Linked DNA regions of Homo sapiens: regions 2 and 3 are each linked to region 1. Evidence: chromatin loops called from intact Hi-C (ENCODE). Cell type or tissue: PC-3. All regions are shown on one strand. Links, peaks and the distances in the headings refer to the core of each region. The heading gives the core; the rest is flanking DNA. Region 1 has its middle 14 kb from the start of LINC00880. Region 2 has its middle 120 kb from the start of KCNAB1. Region 3 holds the start of KCNAB1-AS1 (KCNAB1 antisense RNA 1).

The links. A loop is a pair of places that touch in the nucleus more often than their neighbours do. Peaks named below come from ENCODE experiments on the same cell type or tissue, not always from the same donor. Only the 100,000 strongest peaks of a DNase experiment are listed, where the experiment ranks them.
Region 2: it touches region 1 in a loop (13-fold over the local background); 14 of 110 quality-filtered maps call a loop at or near these places.
Region 3: it touches region 1 in a loop (4-fold over the local background); 10 of 110 quality-filtered maps call a loop at or near these places.

What each region holds. Positions count from the first base shown.
Region 1 is chr3:157,131,495-157,142,593 of GRCh38, reverse strand. No RefSeq gene overlaps it. Among named protein-coding and RNA genes, the nearest start is that of LINC00880, 14 kb to the right of the region's middle. RefSeq lists a silencer at 6,600-6,894. In PC-3, for the core only: CTCF peaks have their summits at 4,972 (motif pointing right) and 6,715; DNase peaks (open chromatin) are centred at 4,983, 5,513, 6,363 and 7,703; H3K4me3 peaks cover 393 bases; H3K27ac peaks cover 3,952 bases.
Region 2 is chr3:155,990,460-156,001,558 of GRCh38, reverse strand. No RefSeq gene overlaps it. Among named protein-coding and RNA genes, the nearest start is that of KCNAB1, 120 kb to the left of the region's middle. In PC-3, for the core only: CTCF peaks have their summits at 5,591 and 5,791 (motif pointing left); a DNase peak (open chromatin) is centred at 5,808.
Region 3 is chr3:156,443,684-156,454,782 of GRCh38, reverse strand. KCNAB1 (potassium voltage-gated channel subfamily A regulatory beta subunit 1) reads right to left here. Exons shown (of 14, transcript NM_172160.3): 3 at 1,847-1,884. It overlaps KCNAB1-AS1 (KCNAB1 antisense RNA 1), which reads left to right and starts at 7,847. Exons shown (of 3, transcript NR_046618.2): 1 at 7,847-7,998; 2 at 8,687-8,749. It overlaps LOC124906298 (a long non-coding RNA gene), which reads left to right. Exons shown (of 5, transcript XR_007096140.1): 2 at 1,041-1,167; 3 at 3,264-3,337; 4 at 4,019-4,090; 5 at 4,933-5,688. In PC-3, for the core only: CTCF peaks have their summits at 4,405, 4,609 (motif pointing right), 6,100 and 6,301; DNase peaks (open chromatin) are centred at 4,572 and 6,282; H3K27me3 peaks cover 2,269 bases.

The DNA of each region.
Region 1 (11,099 bases), core at 931-8,930:
TGCAGTGCGTGACGATTCCCTCCACCCCCTGTTAATTGTGTAACACTGAAGCCAGGTGCAGGTGTCAGTTGGCAGGTATCAGTGTGCTGATGCTATTTTCTTGAATTCTGCCCTTTTGCTCATTGATGTTACTTACTTGGCTCTTGACACCTGATATCTCACGGAATATTCCAAGACAATGTGAATCACCAAATCTGTGAATGTGGCATTGTTTGACTAGGCTCCTGGGTCAGTTAAATCAGATTGTTTTCTGTGCCCCAAATCAGTAGTGAACCACCATATAGCTAAACCTTTTCAAACGAATTTCTCACTTCAGTGACTTTTACACTGCTAGAGCACTTAACAGAGCACATGACACATCATATCTTTGTACAGAGGGCCCGGCACATAAATCTCACTGTGAGGCTCAGTTTTCCACCCTAAATTACAAAATTTAATTTCTTGCCCAAAATGATTTTCTGCCCCAGATGTGTTATTTTCATGGACCTTTCAAACCAAATTTTAGTCATTTAACAAAAATTAATACAACATAGACCAACAATGAACAAATAAAGCCACATTTAAATTGATTAGCCGGGCTCTCAGCCCCTAGCTGACTTCTTTTACACACGCAATTGAAATCAAGAGTCTCAGATAAACTTCCAACTTATTTGAAAACAGTCAAATTGCAAATGTCAAGCATCTACTTGCATATAATCTGATGAGGACTATAATGATAGGTTTCTACCTAGAGAAATAAGGGTAGGTGAAGTCTCAATGCTTAGATACGTGGCACATACCTGCATGTAATTAATATTCAGTTGGAGGCAAAGACAATGTTTTAAAAAGCCAAATGACATCCAGAATAATCCTCAGTATATTTTAGAGCCAAGCAACAGTACAATGAGTGCCAAGTTTAAAGAAGAAAGATGGACCACTGTGGCCTAGAAGGCCCTGGAAAATTTTTAGAGGACAGGGAATGTGGGCTGCACTTTGGATGGGAGAAGGTTTTAAAGGACAAAGAGGAAGCCTGGCATAGTGGTGCACCTGTAGACCCAACTACTTGGGAGGCTGATACAGGAGGATCGCTTGAGCCCGGGAGTTCAAGACTGTAGTATGCTATGATTGTTCCACTGCATTCCAACCTGGGCAACAGCAGCAAGACCCTGTTTCAGGGTAAAAGAAAAAAAGAAAGACAAAGAGGAAGAGGCCCAAGAGATGGTGTTCAATGCTGACATCCTCTATTAGCTGTGCAATCTTACACATCTTACTTAACCACTCTAAGCTTCCATGTTCCCTTCTGTAATGAGTTAGTAATTAAGCCTAGTGTATTCAGATATGAAGGTTAAAGGAAATAATGTATATAATACACTTAACACAGTGTTAGGTGTGTAAATGTCCAATAAACGTTATCATTATTAGCATCTTCAGACACTTGAGGATGCCAGACTATGGCGTCTTGTAGACCAGAGCGCCATTGTTTTAAAAGTGGGTGACTGTAATTCCTAGGGTTTCCTAGGGCTGCTGTCACAAATTACCACAAACTTGGTAGCTTAAAACAACAAATAATTACTCCTTCACATTTCTGGAATCTAGAAGTCTGAAATCCAGATGACAGCAGGGCCATGCTTTCTCTAAGTCCACCCTTGTTTCTTTGTAGTTTCTGGTGGTTCCCGGCAATCCTTGGTTTTCTTTGGCCTGTAGCTGCATCACTTGTCTCTGCCTCCATCTTCACATGGCCTTTTTCTCTGTATGTGTATGTCTTCTAAGGATACCAGGGCCTGCCCTAACCCAGTATGTCCTCATCTTAACAAAGTACATCTGCAAAGACCCTATTTCCAAATAAGATTACATTCTGAGGTTCTAGGTGGACATCAATTTTGGGGAGACACTAGTCAACCCTTTTCAGTGACATAAGAAAAATAATAAAGAACCTGAAGTGGACTTTTAAAGAAATTTTCATTTTGAAATAATTTCAGATTTACAAAAAAGTTGCAAAAATTGTGTGAAGAAATTTTATATATCCTTCACCCAGATTCACCAAATGTTAACATTTCACCACACTTGCTTTTTCACTTTTTGTGGTGTCTTTTCTGCTCTGCTCGAGAGTAAGTTGCAGTCATTGTTTCTTTACCTGTAAGTACTTCAGTATATATTACTTAAAAACAAGGACGTTATCTTACATATCCACAATATAATTACCAAAGTCAGAGAATTTAACATATTGACCAATACTGTAATCTATCGACCAGACATTGCCAATATTGCAAATATTGATCTATTGATCAAATATTGCCAATTTTCCTACTAGTGCCCTATTTTCTGGTCCAGAATCCAACCTAGAATCATACATTGTCTTTAGTCGTAATCTTTTTAGTCTCTTTTCATTGTAATTGTTCCTCAGTCTGTCTTTGCTTTCATAACCTTGACATTTTTAAAGAGTGAAAACCAAACTTGCCCAATCCACGGCCCATGGGTCGCATGCAGCCCAGGATGGCTTTGAATGTGGCCCAACACAAATTCGCAAACTTTCTTAAAACATGATACTTTTTTGCGATTTTTCTTTTCTTTTCTTTTTTTTGCTCATCAGCTATTGTTAGTATTAGTGTATTTTATGTGTGGCCCAAGACAATCCTTCCAATGTGGCCCAGGGAAGCCAGAAGATTGGACACCCCTGTTGTAAACTGATGGTTCTGTCGAATATTTTTTAATTTGAGTTTGCCCTATTTTTTTTTTTTTGTGATTAGATTTGGGTTCTGTGTTTTTGGCAGGAGAAATACAACAGAAGCCAGGTTGTGTCCTCAGTGCCTCATTAGGAGGCACAGTGTTAATTTGCCCCAGTAACCAATGGTGTTAACTATGATCATTGGTTAAGGTGCTGTCTGCCAGTGTTCTCTATTAAAAAGTTACTATTTTACACTTTGTAATTAACAAGTAGCTTTTGGGGGAGATACTTTAGATCATATAAATATTGTTTCTTTTGTTTTTTATTTATTTTTTTGAGACAGAGTCTTGCTCCATCTCCCAGGCTGGAGTGCAGTGGCATGATCTGGGCTCACTGCAACCTCTACCTCCTGGGTTCAAGTGATTCTCCTGCCTCAGCCTCCCAAGTAGCTGGGATTACACACGCCTGCCACCACACCCAGCTTTTTTTTTTTTTTTTTTTTTGTATTTTTAGTGGAGATGGGATTTCGCCATGTTGGCCAGGCTGGCCTCAAACTCCTGAACTCAGGTGATCCACCCACCTTGGCCTCCCAGAGTGCTGGGATTATAGGCGGGAGCCACTGCACTCAGCCTAGATAATATCAATAGTGCTTCTTAATTAACTTCTGCCTACTAATTCTAGCATCCATTGATGATTTTTACCTGAAATAACTATTGAAAATGATTTTTAAATTTCAGCATTCGCTCGACATTTATTAGTTGGAATGCCACTGTAAGAAAGAGCTTTCTTTTCTCCTTCATTTATTCATTTGTTTATATGTTTCAGTATGGACTCATTCTATGAAGTTATAATCCATTACTATCATTATTTCGTTACTCAAATTCCGATGTGGCCAATGGAAACCCCTTTAAGATAGTTCCTGTGTCCTTTATTATTTATTTATTTATTTAGATGGAGTCTTGCTCTGTCACCAGGCTGGAGTGCAGTGGCGCGATCTTGGCTCACTGCAACCTCCACCTCCTGGGTTCAAGTGATTCTCCTGCCTCGGCCTCCCGAGTAGCTGGGACTACAGGTGCGCACCACCACGCCCAGCTAATTTTTGTATTTTTAGTAGAGACGGGGTTTCACCATGTTGGCCAGGATGGTCTCAATATCTTGATCTCGTGATTTGCCCGCCCTGGACTCCCAAAGTGCTGGGATTACAGGCATGAGCCACCACACTCGGCCTCCTGTGACCTTTAAGATGAATATTTTAAAGACTTTTTCCCACATGTGTACCTTTCCAGAAGGTTCACACCATTTGTGCTTTCTCTAGACCTGTATAACCAGAAGCTCTTGGGAACATGAGTTCTTGAGAATATCAGCACTGGCGTCAGAGGGGATGAAATAACTTTCAAAGATCAGGATAACTACCTTGCCAATGTATAGGGCTTCTCATGGCTGCAGTTTCCAGAACAACTTTTCTTTTGGTCCAGGACGATCTTCCCCATTGCTGTGGTTTGGATATGGTTTGTTTGGCCCTGCCAAGTCTCATGTTAACATTTGATACCCAACATGTTGGTGGCAGGGCCTGGTGGAAGGTGTTTGGGCCATGGGGTGGATCCCTCATGGCTTGGTGCCATGCTCAAGGTAGTAAGTGAGTTCTCGCTCTATTAGTTCCTGTGAGAGCTACTTGTTAAAAAGAGACTGGCACCTCCTCCTGTCTTCTTGCTTTTGCTCTTGCCATGTGATCTCTGTACACACTGATTCCCCTTTGCCTTCTGCCATGAGTGGAAGATTCCTGAGGCCCTCATCAGAAGCAGATGATGGGTACCATGCTTCTTGTATAGCCTGAAGAACCGTGAACCAAATAAACCTCTTTTTCTTTATAAATTACCTAGCTTTGGGGCCGGGTGTGGTGGCTCACGCCTGTAATCACAGCACTCTGGGAGGCCAAGGCGGGCCATTCACGAAGTTAGGAGATGGAGACCATCCTGGCTAACACAGGGAAACCCCGTCTCTACTAAAAATACAAAAAAATTAGCTGGGCGTGGTGGCAGGCGCCTGTAGTCCCAGCTAGTCGAGAGGCTGAGGCAGGAGAATGGTGTGAACCCAGGAGGCGGAGCTTGCAGTGAGCTGAGATCGCGCCACTGCACTCCAGCTTGGGTGACAGAGCAAGACTCCGTCTCAAAAATAAAATAAAATAAAAATTACCCAGCTTCATGTATTCCTTTATAGTTACACAAACGGACAAAGACACCCATGCACGATCGGTTTCCATAGTCCTACAATCTGTGGTTCCTTGAACGCCTTTCAGTTTGCATAGTCAGTAATAAGAACCTACGCCACTAGAGGTCACTCTTTGGCTGTCTGTGATACAAGATCTTGCTCTAAGTTTTACTTCAGCTGACTGGCAAGCCTTATTCTGAACACAATAAAGGCTTGTCTGTTTACAAAGGAACACTAATGTCTTTAGCTACATCCATTTAAGCCTCATTTAGGCCTTTAATCCAGACTTGAACCTTTGGCAATAACTCTAAAGGTACATACCTTTGCTAGATTCTGCTGGCAGAAGAATAGATAGCAACCCTTATTTATATAAGCACTATGTGCCAGATGCCATTCTGCTTCACATATATTAACTCATTTGACCTCTTTCTAAAACCGTGTGGTGGGAGAGGAACCCATGAGTTGGTGATTTCACCCAGCTAGTAAGTGATTGAGCCAGGATTTAGTTTGTTGCAGAGTCTGTATACTTAACCACTCTACCAAGCCCGGGCTGACTGGTCTCATTACAAAGCATCCACATAATGAGGTTTGAACTCATCAAAAGTCTTTTAGAGCTCAGCAGTAGACGCTGCTTGCCACGTGTGTGCTACTGGGAAATTGTCCAGCAGAGTCATGCACATACCCACACCTGCACCCAGCCCGTTGCTTGTGGTTGCAAGCTGTCCAGGTCCAGAGATCAACTCCAGTAACCCTGTGGCTCCACCTGCCACCCCATTCAGTGTGGTGCTCAGAGAACCTGAGGGTGTCAGCTTTTCCTTGCTTTGCTATTGCTTCCTAGAAGCAGTGTCAGCTTGCTTTGGAAGCTGCTTCAAATTAAGCCCCAAGGTAGCTGATAAAGTTTGAGGTCTTTCCTCCTTGGCCGAGGTGGTGAAAGAGGCATGGGTTCTGGAGTTCAACTGGCCTGCATTAGAAGTCTAGTCCTCCTACTCAGTGGCCATGTGGCCTTGGACAGAATTGCTTAACCTCTCTGAGCCTGAGTTTCTTCATCTGTGGGTTGACAATGATAAACATTTCCCTTGTGTGATTGTTGTGAGATTCAGTAATGTATGTAAAGAGACATTAGCACAGAGTAGGAGGTACTTGATACATCTTGCTATTATCTCTTCCTTAAAGGCATAGCCCAATTCCTAGCAAGCAGAAAGGCTGACCCTGGTATCTTGTCCTAGGTGGATCTCTTGTTTTTCCTAAACATTAGTGCCCCTTATGGCCTGTGTTATTCCTTGAGCAATTAAAACACATCACTCTATGCTGGCAAGTGTCATTTATCGTGTTTGGCCTGATTCGCCAACTAGACTCCAATCAGAGCCAGGACTGTTTGTTATACTTCATTGTATCCTTAGTCTTAATCAGGGACCCAAAACGGTAGGTGCTCTCAATGACTGTCGATGACAATTATTAACTGAAGTCAGTTAACAAGTATTTATGGAGTATTTACTATGTGTCAGGCAGTGGGCCAGATTCCAAGAATACTGAGGTAAAAGAAACCCAGCCCCTCACTCAGGGAGCTCCTGCTGTGGCTAAAAGCTTTGCCAAGACATGAAAAGTTAATGTACTTTTCTGAGCATCTAATTCCCAGGGAATGACTTTGTTGAAGTAATCTGGCTCACTGTGTCTCAAACAGAAGGCAAAAGCCAAGTATGCAACCAGGAAGCTTTTTACACTGGGGAGTACATAGCATTGCATTTAGTACCCAAGGACGCTGGGGCCATTCAGGACCCCACAGGCTGTTCTTACCTCCTGCTCCTGAAGAGCAGCCCAACAGCTCTCATTCCCATCAAGATAACAGCCTGCAAGTGTGGGGGACAGCTTGCTGCTCTCCTCACCATGAGAGGTCAGTGCAAGACCTTGGACAAACCCGGTCAGTGATGGATTCCCCTTGTGAGTCATTCTAGCAATACATTATCGGAATGATTTGTTCTGGGATGGAGTGGATGAAAAGGAGAGAATGATTTGGAAAAAATGAAACCATCTTTTGAATTCATGAGTGCCACAAGTCATGAGTTCAACCAATGTTTGACTAACAAGTATTTTTAGCACAAAGATATTATATCTTTGAGGCAATTTGAGGGTTTCAGAAAACAAGTGCTGTCTGGAAACCCAAATAATAATTGAAGAAATACTACGCAATAGCCAAAAGCTTTACTCTCTCATTTGCAAAAGCAAAATGACATTTTTTTCCCCAGAAAAAAGGAAGGCTTTCAGAAGTTAAAAGAAATGCAGTTTACTGACTAAACGCCCCTCTGCAACAGAATAAAGAACCTTCCCTCTTATCTGGGTTCGGAACTGGCAAGCAACCTCCATGTGGGCACTTCATAAATATTCATTGATGATGAAAATGTCGACAGTGCAAAGGAACCATTTTGTCATTTCAAGAACCCTTTTGAAATGCTAGTGATTGAAGAAGGATCTTGACTATCCTTTGCAAATCTCGAACAAGAAAGGCCCAGTTCAGCTGTTCACATGGAATGAAACAGAACAAGGACACCGGATTAATCTCTCCTGGAGTCTTGGGTTGTGACTGTACTTATAAAGAGCAGAGCAAACTGAAGCAGTGGGTAGGATTTTTAAATAACCACTCCCCAGACATACAAGCAACTGACATTCAGCAACTCCACTCTGTGGGCAAAAACCACCTTGTTTCACTTTGCATTGGATATGAAGGCTGTGCATATAAACAGAAATAGTTAAAGCATAAGCAGGGTGTGGCAGTCCGTGTTTGTCACCCTAGACCATCCCTATCATGCTGCATCAGTTGAGCTGAGGGACATTCAGAGAGAACATGGTGAAACCAATGCACTGCTTTGTTGCCTGGTCAAGGTCTGCTTGTTTTGGCCTGGGTACACCTGGCCTTGGCCCATGGAATCTTGATAAACAGAAAGGAATGCACCTCAGTAATCATTGCCTGTACAGCCTGTGTTGGTGAAGCCAGATTATGGCTGAATTGGGCCAGTATGGCTTGGAGACCTTCCATCAGAGGCCTGGGCTATATCTGGCCCTACAGAGACCTCTTTCTGGATTCTAAGAGACACTTTCCATTTGCCAGTGGTTGACACAGGCCAGGGTAGGGGTGGGACAGCCACTACTTGGTTGTGGCTCTGGGCTATCTTAGGCCTGGAACAGAACAGCCCTATTTCTCCACACTAGGCCCCTACATCCCACCCTCCACCCCCACACCACTGCCACCACCAAGGAGTAGCCTCAAACCTTTCTCTGCACTAGAGGGGGCTGTCAGAGTAATGCTTCTGTCACCTCTGTGCTGTTTCTCATGACACACAAATACACACACACACACACACACACACGCCATGAACCACTCTGCTGAGTTTGGCGCTGGTCTTCACCTGGGACTCCAGGACTTTGGGTGAGCTCTGAGGTTTACACCATGTTATAAGGGGCAGGAAGGCACCAAAGCCCATATCATGGACTGAAAGGCCCCAGGCAGCATAATGGCACCAGGAAAACCACCGCACTTAGCCACAGCCCTCCGACAGCCTCCTATCAACACCTCTTATTCTCATGCTCCCCTCACCTCCTGCCACTCACCTTATCAAAGTTTGCCCTTTCGTCCATTCTTCAGACATTGACTGAGCACTTATATATGCAAGGCAGACCTTTGCTGAGAGAGGTGGGCTGGAGCTGTCTCCTCACAAATGAAAAAAGCCAGGGAAAGAAAGGAGCATTAATTGAGTCCTTGCTTTGTGCCAGAAGCTTTAGATTCATGTCTCACTTAATCCTGCCTTCATACCTAAGAGGAAGGCCTCATTATTCTCCTAAGTACCAGAATGGTGTGGAGGTGACACTCAGGGACACTGCTGCCTGACTGCGTCACTTCAAAGTCCAGCTGTTGTGACCCTGGGCAGAGGATTGGACCTATGTGCCCACTGCACCAGCAAAATGGGAATTGGGCTATTGTGAGCATTAAAGAAGTTAACTTATGTATAAAAAGCATTTAGAATAGCTAGAGGGAAATGTTAACCATTCTTATTGTAGTATTAGCTATTATATGTCAGAGATGAGAAGACAGAGGCTTATTGCTCATGTATAAAGATTGGATTCCACTGTGCTCCACAGCAAGTGCTCCCCCAAACTCCATGCTGCTTCTCTCACATTGTAAACTTTCCAGGGATGTTTACATTTAGCTTATGGCCAGGGCCTTAAAAGAGTTTTAAATCAGTGTATAAGAGAGAATTTGGGAGACCACTGGAGTCTTCTTTGGACCCCTGAAATTGTGTCCTCTGAGCAGAGGGTTGCCAGTGACCAGCAGTGGGCCCCAATTGTTCTGGAGAGGGCTGGTGGCATAGGGCAGTGGCCCTGGCACCTGCCCCCTCCTCTTCTCAGAACTAGGATGAGGTCCCATGATTCTGACTCTAACTTCCTCTCCACCTTTCCTTGTCCCCATCCCCATCTTAGAATCTGGGTAGTTTTTCCTGAAAATATGGCAGTTAGAATTTAAATCCAAGCCTGCCTGGCTCCAAAGCCCACGTTCTCTCTGTTCTTGGTCAGTTGCCCCACAGCTGCTCAGACATCTGTGGCAGACAGACGAATGAGGCCACAGGGACTGACACAATCATGACTTGGCCTTTGTGTGTGGTGGAAGAAGGGGGCAGGAAACTGGCACAATGGCCAATTCTGGGTGCAGGCATATCCATGTGTAACCAAGTTACCTGATCACTCAATGTATAAATGCAATCAATGGAAAGATCATATGCACTCATCTAATGTGATGCAAGGGACTCCCACCCCAAAGCAGAAAAGTGGCCAGAGGTGTCCTTGGTCAGGCAAACCATAGTTTCAAGGGTGTAACATTTTCTGGAGCTCACATCATGCCCTGACTCTCCTAAATAGCTTTGTTATCTTGGGCAAGTCTATTAACCTCTCTGAACCTCAATTTAATAATATGCAAAACAGGGCAAATAATCCTTACCTCAGAGGGTTTTCCTGATGTTTATGAGATGATGTATTAAAAAATGCCAGAGACTGGTACACAAGAGATGTTTATGAACTATGAGCTTTCCTAGACAGTGTAAGAACACAAATATGATCTCACTTAGTGTACCCCAGACATGGAAGATCTGCAAGAAGGCTTTCTGCACTCTGGCTCAGGTCCTCATTGGTAAGAAAGTGAGCCTGTGTGTCACTTCACTGCACTGTGAGTGTTGGAAACCCTTCTGTGGATGCCTGGTACTGCAACCAGCAGCATTTTAGAGGGGGTGTCCAACTGTCTTCTGGGGTGCTCTAGGGGTGTCTTCTGGGGTGCTCTTCTGTGCCTGTCCACCTGCGCCTTCCTCCACTGTCAGACCCTCACAAGCTCTTCAGTGTTGTGCTCATTGGTTTCATCAAAGCAGGACAATACTTGGCACTAAGTCGACAAAATTCTCACTTCTGCAGTGGGTCTCTAGATGTCCATGACCCTGCCTTCTCAGGAAAAGAGGGAGGACATGCGGCTGGAGGGACACAGAGGGCAAGACTGCATCCCAGTTACAACACCAGGAAGCCACGTCTGAAAGGAAACTCCTCAGAAACCTGGGCATAGGCTATCGGGAAAGTAAAGAAGACATCTGGAGAGGCGAATATTCTGAAGGAATCTCTGCCAGAGGAGAAGGGAAAAGGAAAGCACTTATCCAGGTCAAAGGCATGAGTTTCCAGGAGATTATTCATCGTGACTAGAGGATGACTGTTGACTAGATTTATTCCACAGGTATGGAAGGAAAAGTCTTGGTACATTTTTTGCAGCATTTCCTCCTCTCCATATAGACTGTTCTCATTCTGCAGGGCTGGGGTTCACCCAGTATTCAACTCCAAGCCCTTCACATAGTAAAAGAAGTAAGGGGAGCCAGGCATGGTGGCTTACACCTGTAAACCCAGCACTTTGGGAGGGCAAAGCAGGCAGATTCATTGAGCTCAGGAGTTCGACCCCAACCTGGGCAACATGGTGAAACCCTGTCTCTACTAAAAATACAAAAATTAGCTGGGTGTGGTGGTGCATGCCTGTGGTCCCAGCTACTCTGGAGGCTGAGGTGGTAGGATTGCTTGAGCCCACATGTGTGAGGCTGCAGTGAGCTGTGATCACACCACTGCTCTCCAGCCTGGGTGACAGAGTGAGAGACCCTGTCCCCCCAACCACCCCCCCCAACAGAAAAAGAAAAGAAAAAAGTGAGGGGTTTGATATCAGAATCCCTGGGTTCAG
Region 2 (11,099 bases), core at 1,045-9,044, 1.1 Mb after region 1:
CATCTACCGAACTCTTTACCTCAAATCAACAGAATATACATTCTTCTCACCACCACATAGCACTTATTCTAAAATCAACCATATAATTGGAAGTAAAACACTCCTCAGCAAATGCAAAAGAATGGAAATCATAACAAACAGTCTGTCAGACCACAGTGCCATCAAATTAAAACTCAAGATTAGGAAACTCACTCAAAACTGCACAACTACATGGAAACTGAACAACCTGCTCCTGAATGACCACTGGGTAAATAATAAAATTAAGGTAGAAATAAATACATTATTTGAAACCAGTGAGAACAAAGACACAACGTACCAGAATCTCTGGGACACAGCTAAACCAGTGTTTAGCGGGAAATTTATAGCACTAAATGCCCACAGGAGAAAGCAGGAAAGACCTAAAATCAACACCCTAACATCACAATTAAAAGAACTAGAGAAGCAGGAGCAAACAAATTCAAAATGTAGCAGAAGACAACTAATAACTAAGACCAGAGCAGAACTGGAGGAGATAAGAGAAATGAAAAACCCTTCAAAAAATCAATGAATCCAGGAGCTGATTTTTTGAAAAGATTAACAAAATAGATAGACTGCTAGCCAGACTAATAAAGAAGAAAAGAGAGAAGAATCAAATAGACACAATAAAAAAGGATAAAGGGGAGATCACCACTAATCCCACAGAAATACAAACTACCGTCAGAGAATACTATAAACACCTCTACACAAATAAACTAGAAAACCTAGAAGAAATGGATAAATTCCTGGGCACATACACCCTCCCAAGACTAAACCAAGAAGAAGTCGAATCCCTGAATAAACCAATAACAAGTTCTGAAATTGAGGCAGTAATTAATAGCCTACCAACCAAAAAAATCGCGGGACCAGACAGATTCACAGCCTATTTCTACCAGAGGTACAAAGAGGCGCTGGTACCATTCCTTCCGAAACTATTCCAAACAATAGAGAAAGAGAGACTCCTCCCTAACTCATTTTATGAGGCCAGCATCTCCTGATACCAAAACCTGGCAGAGGCACAACAAAAAAAGAAAATTTCAGGCCAATATCCCTGATGAACATCGATGCAAAAATCCTCCAAAAAATACCAGCAAACCAAATCCAGCTGCACATTAAAAAGCTTATCCACCATGATCAATCGGCTTCATCCCTGGGATGTAAGGTGGGTTCAACACACGCAAATCAATAAATGTAATCCATCACATAAACAGAACCAATGACGAAAACCACATGATTATCTCAACAGAGGCAGAAAAGGCCTTCGATAAAATTCAAAGCCCTTTCATGCTAAAAACTCTCAATAAACTACATACTGATGGAACATATCTCAAAATAATAAGAGCTATTTATGGAAAACCTACAATCAATATCATACTGAATGGGCAAAAGCTGGAAGCATTCCCTTTGAAAACTAGCACAAGACAAGGATGCTCTGTCTCACCACTCCTATTCAACATAGTATTGGAAGTTCTGGCCAGGGCAATCAGGCAAGAGAAAGAAATAAAGGGTATTCAAATAGGAAGAGAGGAAGTGAAGTTGTCTCTGTTTGCAGATGACATGATCATATATTTAGAAAACTCCATCATCTCAGCCCAAAATCTCCTTAAGCTGATAAGCAACTTCAGCAAAGTCTCAGGATACAAAATCAATGTGCAAAAATTAAAGCATTCCTATACACCAATAATAGACAAACAGCCAAACAGCCAAATCATGAGTGAATTCCCATTCACAGTTGCTACAAAGAGAATAAAATACCTAGGAATCCAACTTACAAGGGATGTGAAGGATCTCTTCAAGGAGAACTACAAACCACTGCTCAAGGAAATAAAGGAGGACACAAACAAATGGAAGAACATTCCATGCTCATAAATAGGAAGAATCAATATCATGAAAATGGCCATACTGCCCAAAGTAATTTGTAGATTCAATGCTATCCTCATCAAGCTACCATTGACTTTCTTCACAGAATTAGAAAAAAACTACTTTAAATTTCATATGGAAACAAAAAAGAGCCCATATAGCCAAGACAATCCTAAGCCAAAAGAACAAAGCTGGAGGCATCACACTACCTGACTTCAAACTATATTACAAGCCTACAATAACCAAAACAGCATGGTACTGGTACCAAAACAGATATATAAACCAATGTAACAGAACAGAGGCCTCAGATATAATGCCACACATCTACAACCATCTGATCTTCGACAAACCTGACAAAAACAAGCAATGGGGAAACCACTGTCTATTTAATAAATGGTGTTTGGAAAACTGGCTAGCCATATGCAGAAAACTGAAACTGGACCTCTTCCTTACACCTTATACAAAAATTAACTCAAGATGGATTAAAGACCTAAACATATGACCTAAAACCATAAAAACCCTAGAAGAAAATCTAGGCAATACCATTCAGGACATAGGCACGGGCAAAGACTTCATGACTAAGACACCAAAAGCAATGGAAACAAAAGCCAAAATTGACTAATGGGATCTAATTAAACTAAAGAGCTTCTGCACAGCAAAAGAAATTATCATCAGAGTGAACAGGCAACCTACAGAATGGGAGAAAGTTTTTGCCATCTGACAAAGGTCTAACATCCAGAATCTACAAGGAACTTAAACAAATGTACAAGAAAAAAATAGCCCCATCAAAAAGTGGGTGAAGGATATGAACAGACACTTCTCAAAAGAAGACATTTATGCAGCCCGCAAACATATGAAAAAAAGCTCATCATCACTGGTCACTAGAGAAACGCAAATCAAAACCACAATGAGATACCATCTCATGCCAGTTAGAATGGTGATCATTAAAAAGTCACGAAACAACAGATGCTGGAGAGGATGTGGAAAAATAGGAATGCCTTTACACTGTTGGTGGGAGTGTAAATTAGTTCAACCATTGCAGAAGACAGTGTGGCAATTCCTCAAGGATGTAGAACCAGTAATACCATTTGGCCCAGCAATCTCATTGCTGAGCATATACCCAAAGGATTATAAATCATTCCACTACAAAGACACATGCACACGTATGTTTATTGCAGCACTGTTCACAATAGCAAAGACTTAGAACCAACCCAAATGCTCATCAATGATAGACCAGATAAAGAAAATGTGGCACATTTACACCATAGAATACTATGCAGCCATAAAAAAGGATGAGTTCATGTCCTTTCCAGGGACATGGATGAAGCTGGAAGCCATCATTCTCAGCAAACTAACACAAGAACAGAAAACCAAACATGGCACGATCTCATTCATAAATGGGAGTTGAACAATGAGAACACATGGACACATGGAGTGGAACTCCAGGGCCCATTGGGGATTGAACGGATAGGTAAGGGATAGCATTATAGAAATACCTAATGTAGATGATGGGTTGATGGGTGCAGCAAACCACCATGGCACGTGTATACCTATGTAACAAACCTGCACGTTCTGCACATGTATCCCAGAACTTAAAGTATAAAAAGAGAAAATACAAGCAAATTTAAAACTATTTGCTGATAATTATGTCATTAACATCCTTGAAGTCAGTGAAATTTTTCTTTTACAATCATTTTGGATTGGTCACTTATCAACAGAAATAAACATCAGAATAAAATTATAACAAATAATCAATTTATTATTTCATTTAATATTCTCCATTTTCTTTTCTTTTCTTTTTTTTTTTTTTTTTTTTTGAGATGGAGTCTTCAATTGTCACCCAGGCTGGAGTGCAGTGGCGCGATCTCAGCTCACTGCAAGCTCCACCTCCCAGGTTCACGCCATTCTCCTGCCTCAGCCTCCCGAGTAGCTGGGACTACAGGCGCGTGCCACCATGCCTGGCTAATTTTTTGTATTTTTAGTAGAGATGGGGTTTTACCATGTTGGCCAGGCTGGTCTTGAACCCCTGACCTCATGATCCGCCCACCTTGGCCTCCCGAAGTGTTGGGATTACAGGCGTGAGCCACCGCACTTGGCCCATTTTCTCTTTTTATGTATGTAATCTTAAGTACAGGTATTAGGCAGGAATGACTGAATTTTTTTTTTTTTTTTTTTTTTTTGAGAGGAAGTCTCACTCTGTCACCCAGGCTGGAGTGCAGTGGCGCGATTTTGGCTTGCTACAGCCTCTGCTTCCTGGGTTCAAGCAATTCTCCCACCTCAACCTCCCAACTAGCAGGGACTACAGGCGCCTGCCACCACACTCAGCTAATTTTTGTATTTTTAGTAGAGACAGGCTTTCGCCATGTTGGCCAGGGTGGCCTCAACTCCTGACCTCAAGACATCTGCCCACCTCAGCCTTCCAAAGTGCTGGGATTACAGGCGTGAGCCACTGCGCCCGGTGAGGAATGACTGAATTTTAACAAATGTTATTCTGAGCTGGCAGGAAAAAGTGTTGAAAACTTTGAAATGGGCAAATAAGATTACTGGGTGTCTTGTCCAGTGGTGCATCTTGCAACCAGACAACTCTGTAAACATAGGTCACTGCCAGCAATGCAAATGACTCCTGTTCACAGACTGCAAATGAATTTTGCCAGGGAGAAGTGCAAAATGACATCCATTTTTTTCCAAGAAGCCAGTTTTGCATTTATTAAGCAAATTCATTTCAGCATTCCTCATTGCCAATATATGGGTCTGATCTTTGAATTCTCCTGGATTGTTTGTACATATTACTGGTTCCCATTAATTAACGAATTAAATAAAATTCATTTACATTTTTCATTTTACACTTGTATTAGAATCATAATTTTATCATAATCATAATCATAATTCTCCTCAAAACTGTCTTTTCAACAGATCCAAGACACCTACACCACCCCCTTCATAAGGGGGAATTTTGAATTTCCCTTCAAAAAAAACAGATTAATTAGAAAATCATCCTTCAGAGAACATCACCAAAAAAAAATCACATGATCCTCCACCACCACCACTATTAAATTGTTTCTTTTTTGTTTTTAATGTACTAATTTAATTATAAATAAATTAGCCCATAAAGTTTAAACAATGTATAAGTATATAAAGCAGAGTGATGACGCCTCCCTAAACACTTTGGTATCACTTCCCAAAAGTAACCAATGTTAAAGATTAAAATGAACATTACATATATAGGTAAAAACTATAAGTAAGGAATCACAGGAAGGTAATATGGAGGTAAAATTAAAACTTTGGCATTGAGGTGGGAGTCTAGTTGTTACATTTGAAGTCAGAAAACAAAAATTCTATTCACCTTTTATGGCCTCCTTACGTGTACCCATGTGTTCCTTAGAAGTGCCTGTGGCCTCCTTATTCATACCTGTGTGCTCCTTGTACATACTCGTGGGCTCCTTATATGTATCTGTGTGGTTCTCATAAGAACCTATGTGCTCCTTATGCGTACCTGTGTAAAAACACACCTGCAGGAGGAGCTACACTCAGCCTCTTCAGGGCCATCTCCCATGCACCTTCTCTGGTATGCTTCACTCCTTGAGCATTTACCGTTACTCGTTTACCATTTTGCTCTTGTAACTTAATTCTTATCCTTTACTAATCTCCAAAGCCCAGGTGGAGACCCTCTATCTTAGTGCTCAGGCTTGGCCCCCTTCTAGAATATGACTTCTTTCTTTGCCTTCCAGAAAAGGGGATAAAGCAAATATTCATACCTGAAACCAGGCAAGAAAATGAAAAGCAGACCTGCTGGCAACTAGGCCATAATATTTCCAATTGCATATAAACCACAATCACAGAATAGAAACAATGTCTAAACAAGTCCATTCCAAGCCCGTATTTGGAATGAGACACAGATAAGGCCACTCTGAAATCACAAAAATAGTAAAACAGCCCCCTCTTCTGTCTAACATGAGTGACTGCTTCTCCTTTACCTCACCAAGGAAAACCACTGTCGTCCTTCTATCTTATAGATAAAAATCATTACGATATTCAGTCACAAAATTGCTCCTGCTTCCTGAAACATCCAATTCAGAATTGCTCCCCACCTCCTCAATCCTCCCTTGAATCATCCAGCACACACTCACATACTATGACAAGCTTCTTCCAACTCCTCATCATTTATTTAAGGTGCTTTCAGTCTTGCAACAGCAAGAAAAATAAGTATAATTTCTTCGTACTACAATAAATGTGTTCCTGATGGTCCTTCATTGGTGGGCTTTAATGTATAAATACTTATTTACTTTAAGGGAATATTAAATTTGATTCTGGTCTTCTAGTAATGCTTAAAAATGCTTCCCTCTGCATGTTCTGTGTCCTTCCATGTCTAATAAAGAGTCATATTGCAATGCACTTTCATATGCATTTTCTCACTTTAATTTAGCATCAAACATCTAAAGCAGGTAAAATTAATGTTTTTGTGCTCAACATTCTTTAAGGTTGAGATTTGCCTGAGTTCATTCAGAAAGTTGTGAGCAACGCCATGTAGAGTTCTGAATTCTCTACCCCTGAGAACAATCTAACACAGGGAAAGTGATCAATGAAAAGGCCAAAAGTTTACATTTATCTCCTCAAAAAATACACTGAGTGATGCAGGAGCTCCCAGAGGGGCAGCTCGATTGGAATGCACATGGGTTCAGGAATAGTGGCCACTGACACCTGAGCAACGGGCAGTTCCACATTAAGTGGAAGGCTAGTCAAATAACTTACTCCTTTTTCTTTCTCCTAGGTTCATACATACATCATCTCATTTTTAATGAGATGATGAATGAGATGTATGTACATTTAATGAGATGTATGTATGAACCTAGGAGAAAGTGTAATCCCAGCTCTTTGGGAGGCCGAGGCAGGAGGATCAGTTGAGCCCAGGAGTTCAAGACTATAGAGAAAATCAGAACTCATGACAGAACAAGTTCCAACAATGCTATTAATTAATTTAATTGCTTCTCCAAGAAGACGAGGGATCAGACATCTCCAATCCCTGACTCCTTTAACACTCCATCAGTCCCCCTCTTTAGCTAGCACCACACCAGGATTCACCTTATTCCCAGCCCTTAACCCTCCAACCTCCACATCCCTCCCCCAATTTCACAAATGGAATAAAGCTCATGAGGCTTCAGAATAGCACAACGGCCCCTAGAAACTAATTAACCTAACAACCTGCAGCTACACTACCCCATGTATGAGACCAGAAACTTTGTGAGATGTAAAGTCAACAGACACCCCAGTTGGTCATTCAGACTTCCTCCAAAACATTGCTAAGCTCACTGCCTAAGAATAAGCTTTCAGATTCCAGCTTCAGACACAAGCTGCATCCAAAGCTGTCTCCTTCGCCCAAGATATCCGAGGCACTGGCATGGCACTGGGGTTCGCCTTTCTAGTAAATCCCCCCCGGGGAGGTCTCAAGTGGCCTTTTTTACACTGCTTTCCATTTAATAACAGTTTCAATCATCAGAGTTTTTTTTGTTTTGTTTTGCTTTGTTTTTGAGACGGAGTGTCGCTCTGTCACCCAGGCTGGAGTGCAGTGGCACAATCTCGGCTCACTGCAAGCTCCGCCTTCCGGGTTCATGCCATTCTCTTGCCTCAGCCTCCCTAGCAGCTGGGACTACAGGCGCCCGCCACCACGCCCGGCTAATTTTTTGTATTTTTAGTAGAGACGGGATTTCACCATGTTAGCCAGGATGGTCTCGATCTCCTGACCTCGTGATCCACCCGCCTCAGCCTCCCAAAGTGCTGGGATTACAGGCGTGAGCCACCACGCTCGGCTCCCCAGAGATGTTTTAATAGCAGTTAACATGCGAAGGAAAAGGTCTTAATCCTTGATAGCAGAAGATTCCATGTCTCCTATGCAAATGTCACCATCATTATCCCAGCAAATTTTGAACACCTTGTTCCAAAGGATATGTATTAGAACCTAAGTCTCACTAGCTGCAAAGCCCTTACTTTTTCCACTCGCTGGCATAAAACCAATGAAAATTTGAAATACTTCAAAAAAAGACCACTGCTAGAGACTATACCCGCATTGACCAAGAACTATCAAATGACACGTTCACGCTCTCCTGCCATGACCTGCACCTTAAATAGCATGAAGACATTTATACAATTGCAAATACAAGGGAGGGTTTCAATTCTTTTAATATATAATATGGAAAGGAAATTGCTTTTCAGTGCATACACATTAACAGAATATCTTCAAGCATATTTCTATTTAGATTGTTATTTGCAAACATTGGAAATAACACATTCTATGAGCTGTCACCAGATGGATCAAACATTTGCACAACTCTCAGCTGAACATCCTAATGGAGCCTTAAAGTCACTATAATATTTGTGTGCACATTTGTGAGGATGTATGTTTGAGCCTAATTTAAAACCCAAGCATTTGATTTCCTCTAAAGAGAAGGGTTTTTGCTTTATAAAAAGCTTTCTGGACATCAAGCGTAAACACACAGCTGGGCATAGTGGCTCATGCCTGTAATCCCAGGTTTTTGGGAGGCCGAGGCAGGAGGATCAGTTGAGCCCAGGAGTTCAAGATCAGCCTGGGAAACATAGGGAGATCCCATCTCTACAAAAAAAATTTTAAAAATTAGCCAGGCATGGTGGCGTGCACCTGTGGTCCCAGCAACTCCAGAGGCTGAGGTGGGAGAATTGCTTCAGCCCCCAAGTTTGAGGCTGCAGTGAGCCATGATTGTGCCACAGCACTCCAGTCTGGGTGAGACAGCGAGACCCTGTCTCAAAAAAAAAAAAAAAAAAAAAAAGCATAAACACATTTTTTTTTTTTTGAGATAGAGTCTTGCTCTGTCACCCAGGCACCATCTCGGCTCACTGAAACCTCCACCTCCCGGGTTCAAGAGATTCTTGGCCTCAGCCTCCCAAGTAGCGGGGACTACAGGCACACGCCACCATGCCTGGCTAATTTTTGCATTTTTAGTAGAGTCGGGGTTTCACCATGTTGGCCAGGCTTGTCTCGAACTCTTGACCTCGTGATCTGCCCACCTCAGCCTCTCAAAGTGCTAGGATTACATGCGTAAGCCATTGCGCCTGGCCCATAAACATATTTTTTAAAGAAAAGTCAGTCTTTCATTTCCAGAACTGGCGGTGATGAGGGGACAGAATATGTTAACTCATGCCATTTCAGTTTTGTCTCAGAGGCATTTACTCTGGTGGTTTTATGTAGAGTCTGTGTCTCACCTCCCTAACTGAACTGCCAGCTTCTGAATACTAGAACTGAGCTTTCTACTTCCTTTATTTTCCTCTTAGGTGGCCATAAGCAAAGGCCAACATTTAATGAGCACCTACAGTAGCTCACTTAATTTTTTTTCAGCAACTGCAAGCACAAACGTTCCTATTACTTTCAGTAAACTCGAGCTCAGAAATTTGAGACACCCATGATCCCAAGGCTAGAAAATGCAGTTGATGCTTAAGATTTCAGGTGAATCTAAGATCCACCCACTATACTATAGTATATTATTACCCAGAGACACATTTGTGGTCTTCCTATTTTGTTGTTTTCAGTGTGCTGATCATCTCCACTCAAAATCCTCCTGCACATAACTGCTGGATGACCTACACCACCAGGTATGCTATACCATATCTATGCTATGCCTCATTCTATGCCTTACCCCAGCGTGGTGTGAAAAGCAGGTGCTATTTACTGAAACCTAATGGTTCATAAGGCACCCATACTTCTTCCTTCTGTTTCCAAGAACATCAACTCCCTGTGTAACAATTTGAAAAGCCACCTAACAAATTGACCAGACTGGCAACTAATTTCCAGCATTTGTTTATCTGATAGAACCATGATCAGAGCAGTCCAAAGAAAAAATACAAACACAAGATCTCATCACAAAAGGAAGAGGCCAACCTAACAACTACCTGGTGGGAATTAGAGCCACGTGTCTTACACATATGCTCAGCAAATACTTACAGAATTAACAAATGACCCAAAACTAAGGGACAAACCTTGCTCTGTTAAGCATTGTGAAATACTTCAGACACTCCTGAACTAGAAGCATTAACATAAAGCAAAAGATATTGGAAAAAAAGATGTATACAATACGCTATTTCCATTTTTTTCACAAAATCCCAGCACTGCAGGTGTGACGTCTCTTTGGCTGGGGAGGTGAGCACAGGAGACTTAACAGATGTTGCTTTGCAGCCAAGTTGGAAGAGCTGAGCGGTTGTTCTTGGCTTCAGGGGACTGAAGCTGCAGTGGTTTGTAACAAATTGGCTGATTTTTTCTGCTTTAAAGGCTGAACTAATAAAAAGTCTTTGAAAATCCAAATGGTGAGGGAAAATGAAAAGTCCAATAAATCCAGTCTGCTGGGAGGCCCTCTGCTGAGAAGACTGCCGAGGCTTCCATTCCCATCCTTTGTGTGTGTTTTCTCTAAATATTACAGTTGCTGTAAAACTTTCATATGGTAAAGGCCAGAAGGGGCTTCTCAGACTCTGCAAATGAAAGGCGGTAAAACTCTTTAGTGACCCAGATTTCAGCTTATCATTAACGCACCTCCTCGAAGGTGCTTCACACACTTGGCTAGATCTGCACAAAGTCAATTCATGTAAAAACAGGCAGAAAATGAAGAAAGAGAACAAAGGGGCCTTGTAAAATCCAACCACCATCTGCCTCTTCAAATCCAGCAGCACTAGGGTGGCTCATTTGCAGGAGTTTTCCCTCTGGCTTTCCAGAAACACACTTTTTAGGCAAAGGTGGTGTAGGTCATCCAACAGTTTCATTCAGGAGGATTTTGAGTGGAGATGATTAACACACTGAAAACAACAAAATAGGAAGACCACAAATATGTCCCTGGGTAACAGGAAACTGCAACTACTAGATTAGTGTTTGGCATTGGAGAGCTCAGATCAGGCCTAACAATGGGATTTATTCCATCTTCACAAGTTTGAAAAAAATAACTAGAGGAGTTGTCTTTGGCCAAAATGTAAAGAAATATAGTAATCCCTGACTTACCTATGATTTTGCTTTCTTTAGTTTTAGTTACCTGTGGTGAGCCACAGTCTGAAAATATTAAATGAAAAACTCAAGAAATAAACAATTCACAGTTTTAAATTGTATACCGTTCTGAGTACCATGATAAAATCTCATGTCATTCCACTCTGTTCCCTCTTCATCACAATAAGAAGGATAAGGCCAGGCATGGTGGCTCATGCCTGTAATCCCAACACCT
Region 3 (11,099 bases), core at 1,482-9,481, 690 kb after region 1:
TTTCCCTTCCAAGCACCATCAGTAGTAGGTTATATATGTGCTGGATACAGTGGATTATTAACTGTAGGCCTCCCTCCCTGCTTGCCACCTATTTTGTATGGGACTTCAAGTCCATAGCCTGTGCTCTGGTTTCTGTGGCTTTCCCTTTGTGCCTCCTCCATACACCCCTTCCTGGTGCCAGTCAGACAGAGTCCTGTAGTAAACTCTGGGATGTGCCCTCAGGTTCTCCTTTGGAACCGAGGGACTTATTCCCTGAGCTGCTAGGAATGCTGCCATCAAATGGCCTTCCTCTGTCAGCCCTCTCTGGAAATTGCACTTGGCTAGAGAGAGTCACCTAGCCCGAGGTCAGACCTGCTTCCCGATCAGCCTCTGGTCCAATGACTGGTCAGTAAAAGGACATAAAGGCCCAGTCCTTTATGTTGTCCCAAACTGAGACAACTCTGCAGAACCATCTCAGCTTTGGAGATCCCCATGGAGTTGGCTGAGGTCATTGTTGAGGCTGCATCATGACCCAAGTTCTCTGTCTGCCCAGTGCTGCTTTCTTCCCTGCCCTGTGCTGATCCTGAGAACACTTCCTAATAACTGTCCTGCATGCTACTCTCTAGCTTAAAGTCTGCATCCCTGGGGAGCCCCCATGAGACAAGCCTTATAAGGTGACATGTGCCCAATACAGGGAACAGGCATTAGGATGGACAAGAATATACAGTTAAGACTTCTCTCTCAGATCTGCTAAATAACACTGGTGATTTGGGGAGCTGTGGAGAAAAGCCTCTGTTTCCCAACTGTCTCGTTAGGAATGATAGTAAGAACTACCTTTGTAAAGGGCTTATTCTGGGCCAGGTACCCCACTAAGCACTTTACAGGCATCATCTCATTAATCTTAACCACCATCCTGCTGATTAGAGGGTTAGAGCATTTTATTGATGTGGCCACCATTAGTACACATAAATGTTAGTAAACCAGGTCGGTCAATGGTAGAGTGGGACTGGATCCCACTCAGTGCACCCACTCAGAGACACTATCCCTGACTCTTCTTGCAGGTAGACACGGAAGGATCAGAGGGACTCAGGGCATTGCCCTCAGGGGAGTTCTTGGTGCTCAATGCCTGCATACCTCACTTATGCCATGAAGGTATTCCTTAAAGGAAATGATAAAAATATCACTTTGGTAAGTACTGTTTTGACTGTGCAAATGATGATCTAAAGGAATTTTATTGTAAATATAATTACCATAGCTGCCATTTATTGAGTGTCTGCTACCTACTAGTCAGAGGACTATATAAACATCTGATAAGCATGATGTGTTAATTCTTTCAACAGATCACCATCAAAGTTAGCATTAGCATCTCATTTTATATAGGATGGACTGAGGCTCAGAGAGGTTAGATTAAGTCGCCCAAGCCAGGTGACCAACTGTGCAGTTTTCCCAGGACTGAGAGGGTTTCTGCAATGTGGGCTTCCAATACTATAACTGAGAAACTTCTGTGTAAACTGAGACCAATTAGTCATCCTAATTGCAGCTAAAAGTAAACAAACAAATAAAGCAAAACAACATCACAGCAATACAATCTTTTCATAAAGTGACTAATGTTAATTCCAAATTGTTTCATTCTCTGACTGTTCAACCTGCATATATAATGTACAGCTTCAAGGGCTATTAATAGTCTAAATGTAAAAAATACAACAGGAAAAATAAAATCAACAATAATCTCTGAGTCAATTTTACCATTTCCTGTGAATTAAACCTTATCCCTGTAGAGTGTCAGGGTCCCAGGAAGAGGACTCCTGCAATACAGCTCTCTCTGCATTTTCTTTCATTAGCATAATAGAGGCCAAAGGTAACTTACCTCATCTGAAATTTGACCTCCAAATGTCACCCATGTTCCTAGAAAATAATAAATATTTGCATATTATTCATCATCATTTTTCTAATATTGTGCGTAATAAGGGAAATTCTTACTTTGGGACTACCTCAATAGGTTGTATGGGTAGTTCACAAAGGTACCTGGATGAGGGGCACATGTGGGCTGTGGTCTAGTTGGTCTAGTCTGTCTTCTTCTCACTAAGTATTCCAGAAGGGGTCTGTATCCCTCTGGAGAAAGGGCTGCTGTTTCTTTACTGAAAGCCACTGTACATACTATTGGAAGCCCTGTCCTAGAAGATGCTTTCCCTTCTGCTATTGGACCATGGATGCTAGTGTACAAGATCCATTCTTGCTCCCACTGAGCTAAGAAGCCACATGTTCTGAAAGTGAAGGTAAGACCTTGGGTTATGGTTATAGTTCTCCCCTTCTTTGCCTCCAAATAGTGGCTGTATTTTTTATTCATTATTACTTTTCAAAAGAAACCCTCTTAGAGGTCTTTCCAGTGCCCACTTACAAGACTCAGGAGGTGACACTTATGTGCCTTCTCTGTCATAACCTGCCATTCCAGAATGGAAATCTCCACTGGTTTGGGTGAGAGTGGAGACAGCAGCAGGAGTAAGGTTTGGGAAGGCAAGGGGAGAGATGCACACTCAGCAGCCAAAGACGTTTGAAACTTTGTAAAGTAGAAGGGAAGCTGAAGTGGAGTGGGCACTTGCTATGCTGGTCTCCAGGCACCTCATTTATTCATTCCATCCTTTATGGATAGATCCTCCTAAAAGGAGGATTTATTCCCTTCCTTTCCCTTCCTAAAGGAGGGAATGAATTCTTTTGATTCCTAATTACATGCCACATAAAAGCATTGCACTCACGTGTAAGGGACAGTGAGATGATTGGCCCAGTTCCTGTCTCGCAGGAGCTCACGGTTTATAAGACCATTTGACAAATGCTATGACTGAGGTGAACATAAGGCAGATAAAAGGGAGTGCTCTATTTAGATTGGAGGGTGGTGGCATTCTAGGAAGACTTCCTAGAAGAGGTGACAGCTAGGTCGAGTCTCACAGGGGTTAACTGAACGAAGAAGAAAGGGACAGACATTCTAGGGAGAGGCAAGAGCACCGGCCAGGAAAGGAGGTGGGAAACTCCAGAGAGTGCTGATGAGCAGGGGCCTACACCATCAGGCCGTGAGATGAAATGTGGGAGCACCAGGGAGGGACGGCAGGAGTGAGAGCAGTAGAGCCTGGGCACAAGTGATATTTGGGAGGCATACAAAGAAATGTGGTCGAAAATGCATATTTTGCATTTTGTAATAACAGTCCTAGCTACCATTTATGGAAGAACACTTTCCAAATGCCAGACAGTATACTAAGAAGCTTACCAGATCACTTTATGCTTACTTCCAGATGAGGAATCGAAAATTAACCAACTCGATAAGTGGAATACCCAGGATTCCCCAAACGGACTGGCTTCAAGAAGGGTATCCTTTTTACCACACCACACTGCCTTATTAGACCATTTCCAAATTAATTATGGCACTTAGAGTTCATATTCCATAGGAATACATTCATATAATTGTACCTTTTCTCTTACTTCTCAGGGACTAAAATAAAAGTAGGGTATAAATTGTTTTACTTTTATACTCTACGTATCCAGAGGTTGCAGATGGGCAGCCCACAGGGCGCCTTGTTTTGCTTGACTAGAATGCTGTTGATCCACTTGGTATTTTAATAAATTTTGAATAAGTTGCCAACATTTAAACAATTAGAAGATTTTTCTTGAAATGTTTTGATTTCCAGCTGCCTTTGACAGCAAAGAGCTGATGTCCTCACCAGGTAGACAGCCCCTAAATCAGAGGACTGTGCCCTCTCAGTTAATTAAAGCCTCCACATCTTCCTGTTGTATTCCCAGCACTGAAATCAAAGAGTAGTAGCTTTTTACCACCATGTGTTTACTGATATTTTTCTTAGTGTAAAAAGAAGAGGAAAATGAACTTGTGCATCTCCTAAAAAACAATTATTATAAGAAAAAAATAGGAGCATAACTTTTTTTTGGGGGGGGGTGGGTGGATGGGAAGTGTATCCAGACAAAGAATGTTTGCAAAGAAAAATTACATCTTAAGGCACCATTGAAAAAAAAATCAGCTTTGACTGCTACACAGAAAAGATGGGTGTTGGAAAATTTAATGGACTGAAGAAATGGCAGCATTTGTTTTTGAATGAGAATAAAATAAGTGAGTTGCTGTGAAATACAGTTCTTTATTAAGCGAAAAAATTGCCTGGGTATCAAAACCTTTTTACAGACAACACAGTTTATAAAAGAGTCTCTTTTGAATGCTGCAGAAATTATGTGTCCAGAGCCTCAACAGGCATTTGTAAATGTTAGTCTAATGAGCAACTTTGTAGCTTGGTATGTTAAAAATAAGATTGAGAACTTTCAGGACAAGTTAATTTATGGGTGGCATTTTCTCTTGCAGCAAATGAGAACACAGATATAGAGAATAGCACACTGTTAACTATATTTATTTGTGGTGTGGTGAGAATTTTGAAGGGGTCAAGGAACTTCAGAAACAGGAGCCCATGAAAGGCAAAACATCAGGAAATGGCTGACTCTGTGTTATGAAAAAGGTCTCAGACCATTTGGATGTAGAATGCATTGGTCAAAGTCACCAAGTGTTATAGATGGAGCTCTCAGGATGTGTGGAGTTAATGTCAGGCCGGTCAAGTAACAGCCCATAGGTGGCACTATTTTGTAGGTACACTATCCCCAAGTCCATTAATTTCCTCATTCATCAGAAATTGCTTTGGGCACAAAGCTAAAATGGGAGAAGCCATGGATTCAGTAATTAATACCACTAATTGGCTATTCTTCTATGTCTCTGAGCAAAATCAGGTCAACATTTGCTTAATGAATTTGCTGGCTTACTTGCACTGTGGTGCAGAAGAGATTTTTTTAACTGTTAATGTCATCACAGGGGATAGCCCTATCTCTGCTTAGCAGTGAAGATTAGCCCAAAGTCCTGAGCTTTTTGCTGACTCTACAACTTATCTATATTTTTTGACTATTTTTCTATAGGTACAGTCACAAGTATTGCACAAATGTTTCATTTGTGAGCTTCTCTCCGTCCAGATAAAGGTAACTTTTTGGGAAATTCATTTGTAAAGGAATAATTTCATCTACTTTCCTACATTGAGATCAGTTTCCAGAAATGAAGATACCATAAAATTTATTCTCTAAAACTATGCCATTGAAAACCAAATTCTAAAAATGTTCTCAGACTTCAAACTTTATGAAAATGAAATAACATTATTTAGCTTACCTTTCTTATTTTTTGATAGCACCTATGTTGGGCTATGATTAGACATTATCAAACTGTAATGCAAAAACGGTACTGAAGTCTATTTGAAGTCTAAGTAGAGCAATGCTGAAAGCCAGGATTGTACACACATTTTGGAAGAGGTGATTCTAGATATAAGAACCATTTACAGTAGTAATTCCATCCATGTTAGGAAGAGCCTATGTTTAGGCTCGACTCCAAAATTAATCTGAAAAAAACCAACCACCCTCCTGGCATAAGTGTTTAAGGCTGCATTCTGTACATCACAGTGAAAAATACAGGGCCTGAAACATGTTTTGGTACAGAAAAAAAGATGTGAGGTTTCTGATTCCAAGTCAAAGCAGTAATGAATTATGAAATAAAAATATAGCAATAATTGTTTTCCTTTTTCAATGTTTTTAAAATTTAATATAAAATAGCATATGAATATTATATATATTTACATTATTACATACCTATTCCATAATTTAATAAGAATAAAGTGTTTGCTTCCATTTCTTGGAGTTTGTCATTCTTATATTCAGCTTATTTTGTTCATGATGACTACCTCCCTGGCCCTTCGACACTTGCTACTCATTTGTTTTCTACCTACTTGTTTATAGAGTTTATATCTTTTACTAGAGAGTAAGCTGTCTGAGGGCTACACTTTTATTTCATTCGTCTTTGCATCTCCACAGCCCTAGAATAGAAGTGGGTTCTTAGTACATGGTCAGTAAGTGTTGGTTAAATTGAATTACATTGCCTTGTTGACTGTTATTAATCTTTAAAATTTTGGGATAATTTCCTACCAAACAAACATCTTTATTATGACTTATAGAAAAATGAATATTTCCTACCAAACAAACATCTTTATTATGACTTATAGAAAAATGAATAATGCTTATCAATAATCTTTAGTTCTTCTAGTCTCTAGATGATTGAAATGTTTCTCCCTATCCCTGGGTACCCACCCAGCTATGCCCCTTTGTGGAAAAAGGCCAAGGGAAAGTCTTTCTCCTTGGCTGAAATGCCTCCAGCAAGCAGATGGGTAAGTGGCCCAGTGTAGGTGGGGTCCACTTTCTACTCCTGAGGAGGAGTTGCCTCTCACAGACAGGACACATCCCCTCCTGCTGGAGAGGAACGGGGCAACAGCCTTCTAGACAGAAGAACTCTGTTTCTATGATTTTATTTTCCACTGTGCTCCACTCCAGAAGAACTAAGGTGACTTGTTAGTTAATATGATTCTCAAAAACCCTCTGTGACAGTTTTCTTAACCATTTTTCTCCCTCTAATGAGAACATGCTTTCCTGAGACCTAGAATGGCATACAATTATTTCACTGTGTAATCTCAAATTAGTGGGATGTTATTTACAAGATGATTTTACTAAACTGACAATTGTTATTTCTAACCTTTTAAAAGAAGGGAGAGTATAAAGATAACTCTTTGAACTATTTTGTGTCTTCTGATTAAACCCCTTTATGGACCAAGGAATATTTGCTTTGAAAACCTGTGTTAGGTTCCTTGGAGTAAATCTACCATAGCACAGAAAAATGATGGATGAAAGGTAAAAAGAAGAAAACTGCCCACCACACACATCTATCTTGGTTACCTCATTATCGTTTGGTGATTATCAGGGTAATTACTTCTTGCGTACTCATTCAAAAAACATGTTTACCATTTAAATGACTGCCTTGCTTGGAGTATAAAGGATATTTAGACATTTAGATGAGATCATTTTAATATCTTACATCACCATAGTGCAATTATCAAAACCAGGGAATTAACATGGGTACAGTACTAATACAATAGATCTTTTTGGAATTTCATTGTCTTTTTTTCTCTTCCAGGATCTTAAGCAGCATCCAACATTGCATTTAATTGTATGTTTTCTTAATCCACTCCAATATGTGACACTTCCTCAGTCTTTCCCTGTCTTTCATGATGTAGACACTTTTAAAAGTACTCATCAAGTATTCTGTAGAATGTCCCTTAATTTGGGTCTAAATCATCTTAAGGTTATAAAATTCTATAGTGCAGGTTGGTCTCCCTATGGTTTGAATATATTATTATAGCTATCAAGAAGAGAATATGTAAATGCAATTATAATATTAATATTTATTATGCCACAGTTAACATTTCCTCACTTTTTCATTCAACAAGTATTTATTGAGTCTACCGTGTGCCAGGTGTTGTACTTAGTTTATTGGGATGCAACAGTGAACAAAACTGGTAATTATTTCTCCCATCGTGAAACAGATATATGGGTAAAGAAAAAGGAATAACAAAAATAAGTTAAATATATAGTGTTTATAAATGTTAATTTTACAAATAAATAAAATGTAAAATAAAATACATAATGTTGACTGATGAATGTTAGAGAATCAATTTTATAAAGCAGGGATAGAGTATATGAAATGTCTAGGAATCAGTATTGAAATTTTAGATAGGGTGGCCAGATAAGATTCACTAAGAAAGGAGCTTTCAAGAAAAGACCTAAAGAAAGTGAAGGGGCTCACCAGGCGCTTATCTGGAGGGAGAGTGTTCCAGTTGCAGGGAGCAGTGAGGTAGGGGCTTGCTCAACATGAGCAAGGACAAGGAGGAAGCCAGTGTGGCCAGAGAAGAGAAGGTGAGGTTCATGGGGGCCAGATCATGTCATGTCAATCATAGGAAGGACCTAGGAAAGGCTAGTGAATAATTTTGAATACAGAAGTGACACAATCTGACTTTCTTTTAAAAGGAACACTCTGCTATTGTGCTAAGGATAGACTGCAGAGGCGAGGCTGAAACATGGGGGACCAGTTAGGAGGCTGTTCCCATAATCCAGGTGAGACATGACAGTGGTTTGGTCCAAGGTGGTGGTAGTGAGGATGGCGAGGAGTGGTTGAATTTTGGATAAATTTTGAAGGGGAAGCAATAGTATTTACTGGTGTAAAAGGATGTGTAGGGTGTGAGAGAAGGTGAAACCTCTAGGAGAACACCAAGGTCAGAGTATGGGGAGAATGGAGAGCCAATTCAACACATTTCAATATAGATTTAATGATTTTAAGTTTGGTAAACAGAGCACATGTGAACTGCAGCTTAATATAGTCAAGACTGACCAAATGTAGTCATAATTGAGAGACATTTCATCTATTTTGAGGTGTTAATCTGTTACGTCACTAAAGAATTTAAGATAAGAGGTTCAAACCCTAGGTCACATTGAAATTAAGCAATACACCAGGTAAAATTAACATGTTCAATGTCTCAGTTGTATAGTATAACCCCCAAAGAGGAGTGGAACTGGAGGTGGGAGCATCCCTCTAAATTGCGTATCCAGCAAGAAATAGGTGTAAGCCCAAAACTAGAGTTGATGTGGAGGAGGGAGCCCTAAGCTGTTGGCCACCACCTGAGATCCTTAAGCTCCAGGTCATTACCCTGGTGAGCATGTTCTCCTTTGAGCTATGGGCTGAGCCTTCCACTGAAAATCTAAACCTTCCCCATGCCTTTATGTCCAAATTCTACTTATTTTTCAGGACCCAGAACTCCAGCTTCAGAGTCCAGTGCTGCTAAGCCATAGTTTCTTAGCACTTCCCCTGGTGAGTTAAAGTATGTCTTGCTACATCATTAGAATTTTTTAGGTTCTCTTGCATTAACTCTGTGACTCTGAGAAACCTCCAATCTCTTGATTTCTTGTTTCCTTATGCACAAAATTAGGAACCTTGAGCTTCCTTCATCTCTATTATTTCATGATTCTATGGTTTCTTTGAAAGGAGAAGAAGTCATTCCATTTACTCTTCTCCTACCATTTTGAACTAACTGCTATTACCATATTGACCACACTATATTGTAACCGCATAGTTTATTTTTGGCTGTGACTTCCTCATTAGACTGCAACTATCCTGAGATCAGGGACTAAGTTTAAGTTTAATTTAAATTTTAAATTTTAGCCATTGCACTGGAGCCTGGCACAGGGTAAGTGAGTAATAATTGCTTGTTCAATCAGTAAGCATTCTCACCCTTACTAAGAAAGTGTCTCTAACCAGAGAGCATTTGTGGAACGTTGGTTGTTTTCCTCACTATCTTCAACAAGAGGTTTTTAACCACAACTGCGCATTTGAATATCCTGGGGGGATATAAATGGTATTGCTGACCTGATTCCTCACCACACCCCAGTGAAATCAGAATTTCTGGGAGTGGAATCCTGGCATCAGTATTTTTAAAAGATCCTCAGATAACTCTAATTGCAGTCAGGGTTGAGAACCACAGTTTATATTCTTCTCATACCGGTAGCATCTCATCCTTTTCCTTTGTGCTTTGTTTTGGTTTTTGTTTCAGAGACAGAGTCTCGCTCTGTCACCCAGGCCTGAGTGCAGTGGCACAATCTGGGCTCACTGCAACTTCCGCCTCCCAGGTTCAAGCAATTCTCCTGCTTTAGCCTCCTGAGTAGCTGGGATTACAGGCGCGTGCCACCGTGCCCGGCCAATTTTTGTATTTTTATTAGAGACAAGGTTTCACCATGTTGGCCATGTTGGTCTTGAACTACTGACCCTGTGATCCGCCCACCGCAGCCTCCCAAAGTGGTGGTATTACAGGCGTGAGCCACAGCATCCAGCCCATCCTTTTCTTTACACCCTGACTTGCCTTTCTTCTTCTTTTACTCAATTGCTGCCATCTCTATTTTCCAGAGGTTAAATGACATGCCCAAAGTTTAAATAACTAGTAAGTGGTGGAGTAAAAGCTGGGATTTAAATCCAGCAGACATGCTCCTGCACCCTGGCAATCACGGGATGGTGTAGAGAGGGCACTGTTATTTCAATAAGAGAGGGAAGCTACATAGTTACCTTAACCTTCTTTATTTCATGCAGAATCAAAACAAAACAAACAGAACCAAATTCTTAGAAATCTGGCCTGAGGGGAAGGCCCATGATGGCGCTGGGATGTAAAGACAGGTAATGGAGGTGAGGAATTGGCTTCTTGCCCTTGGCACTCTCTACCAATTGAAGGGCATGGAATGAAGATACCCTCTTGCTGGTGAGGCCTAGAATAAAAGGCTAAGTAAGTAAGGGGACATCAGGAGGCCTGGGCTGGAGTTCTGACTCCACCACTCACTAGCAAGATGGGATGGTAATGGTAATAATCATAACTAGTTCACAGGATTTTTGGGAGAATGCAGTGAAATTTCCTAAGTGCTTACCAGCCTCCATCATAGCTCAAGCATTAATTCTCCCAATCTCAGATCAATAGGTCTTACTCTTCAGGGTGCATTAGAATCCCCCAGGACCCCCACACAGATTCTTATTCTGCAGATATGAGCTGCAGCTGGGGCATCTGTATGTTTATCAAGCATCCCATGTGATTTGGAGGCAAAACAATGCTCTGAGCAACCCTACTGTGGCCACTAAGATAAACTACATGAAGACCTATGTCTGGGTGCTTGGACGTGTTCTTTTTCAAATGACGCACACAAAGCATTCTTCCTTGTTCTGGCTCGCATCTGTCAGTATTTTCCACAGAGCCTGGCCCTTATTTTTGGATCCAAGCTGCAGCCTGGTCTTTCATTTTTGGCTTCTAGCCTGTTGCTAATGAGCATCTGGCCAGAGTTGACAAATGTGATAGCAACTTAGCCTTTTCTTTTTTACTTTCATTACCTTTTCTTTCAAGTACCAGTAATGCCACCCAGGTCCTCAAGGGGGCTGAGGGGTGGGATGCTTTCACACCTGCCTTTTACAAAAGAGCTTGAAATAGCAATAAAAGTAGGTAAGGAAGTGGTAAAGGCCAGGAGAAATAAAGGTGGGCCTCCTCAGGCAGGTGAAGTGCAAGCAGCATCTCCATTTACAAGTAAAGAATAGTGTGTGTGTGTGTGTGTGTGTGTGTGTGTGTGTGTGTGTGTAAGGACTAAATATTACTTAGAACCCTCTCCACTATTTAAAGTTTCTGTGTCAGCAC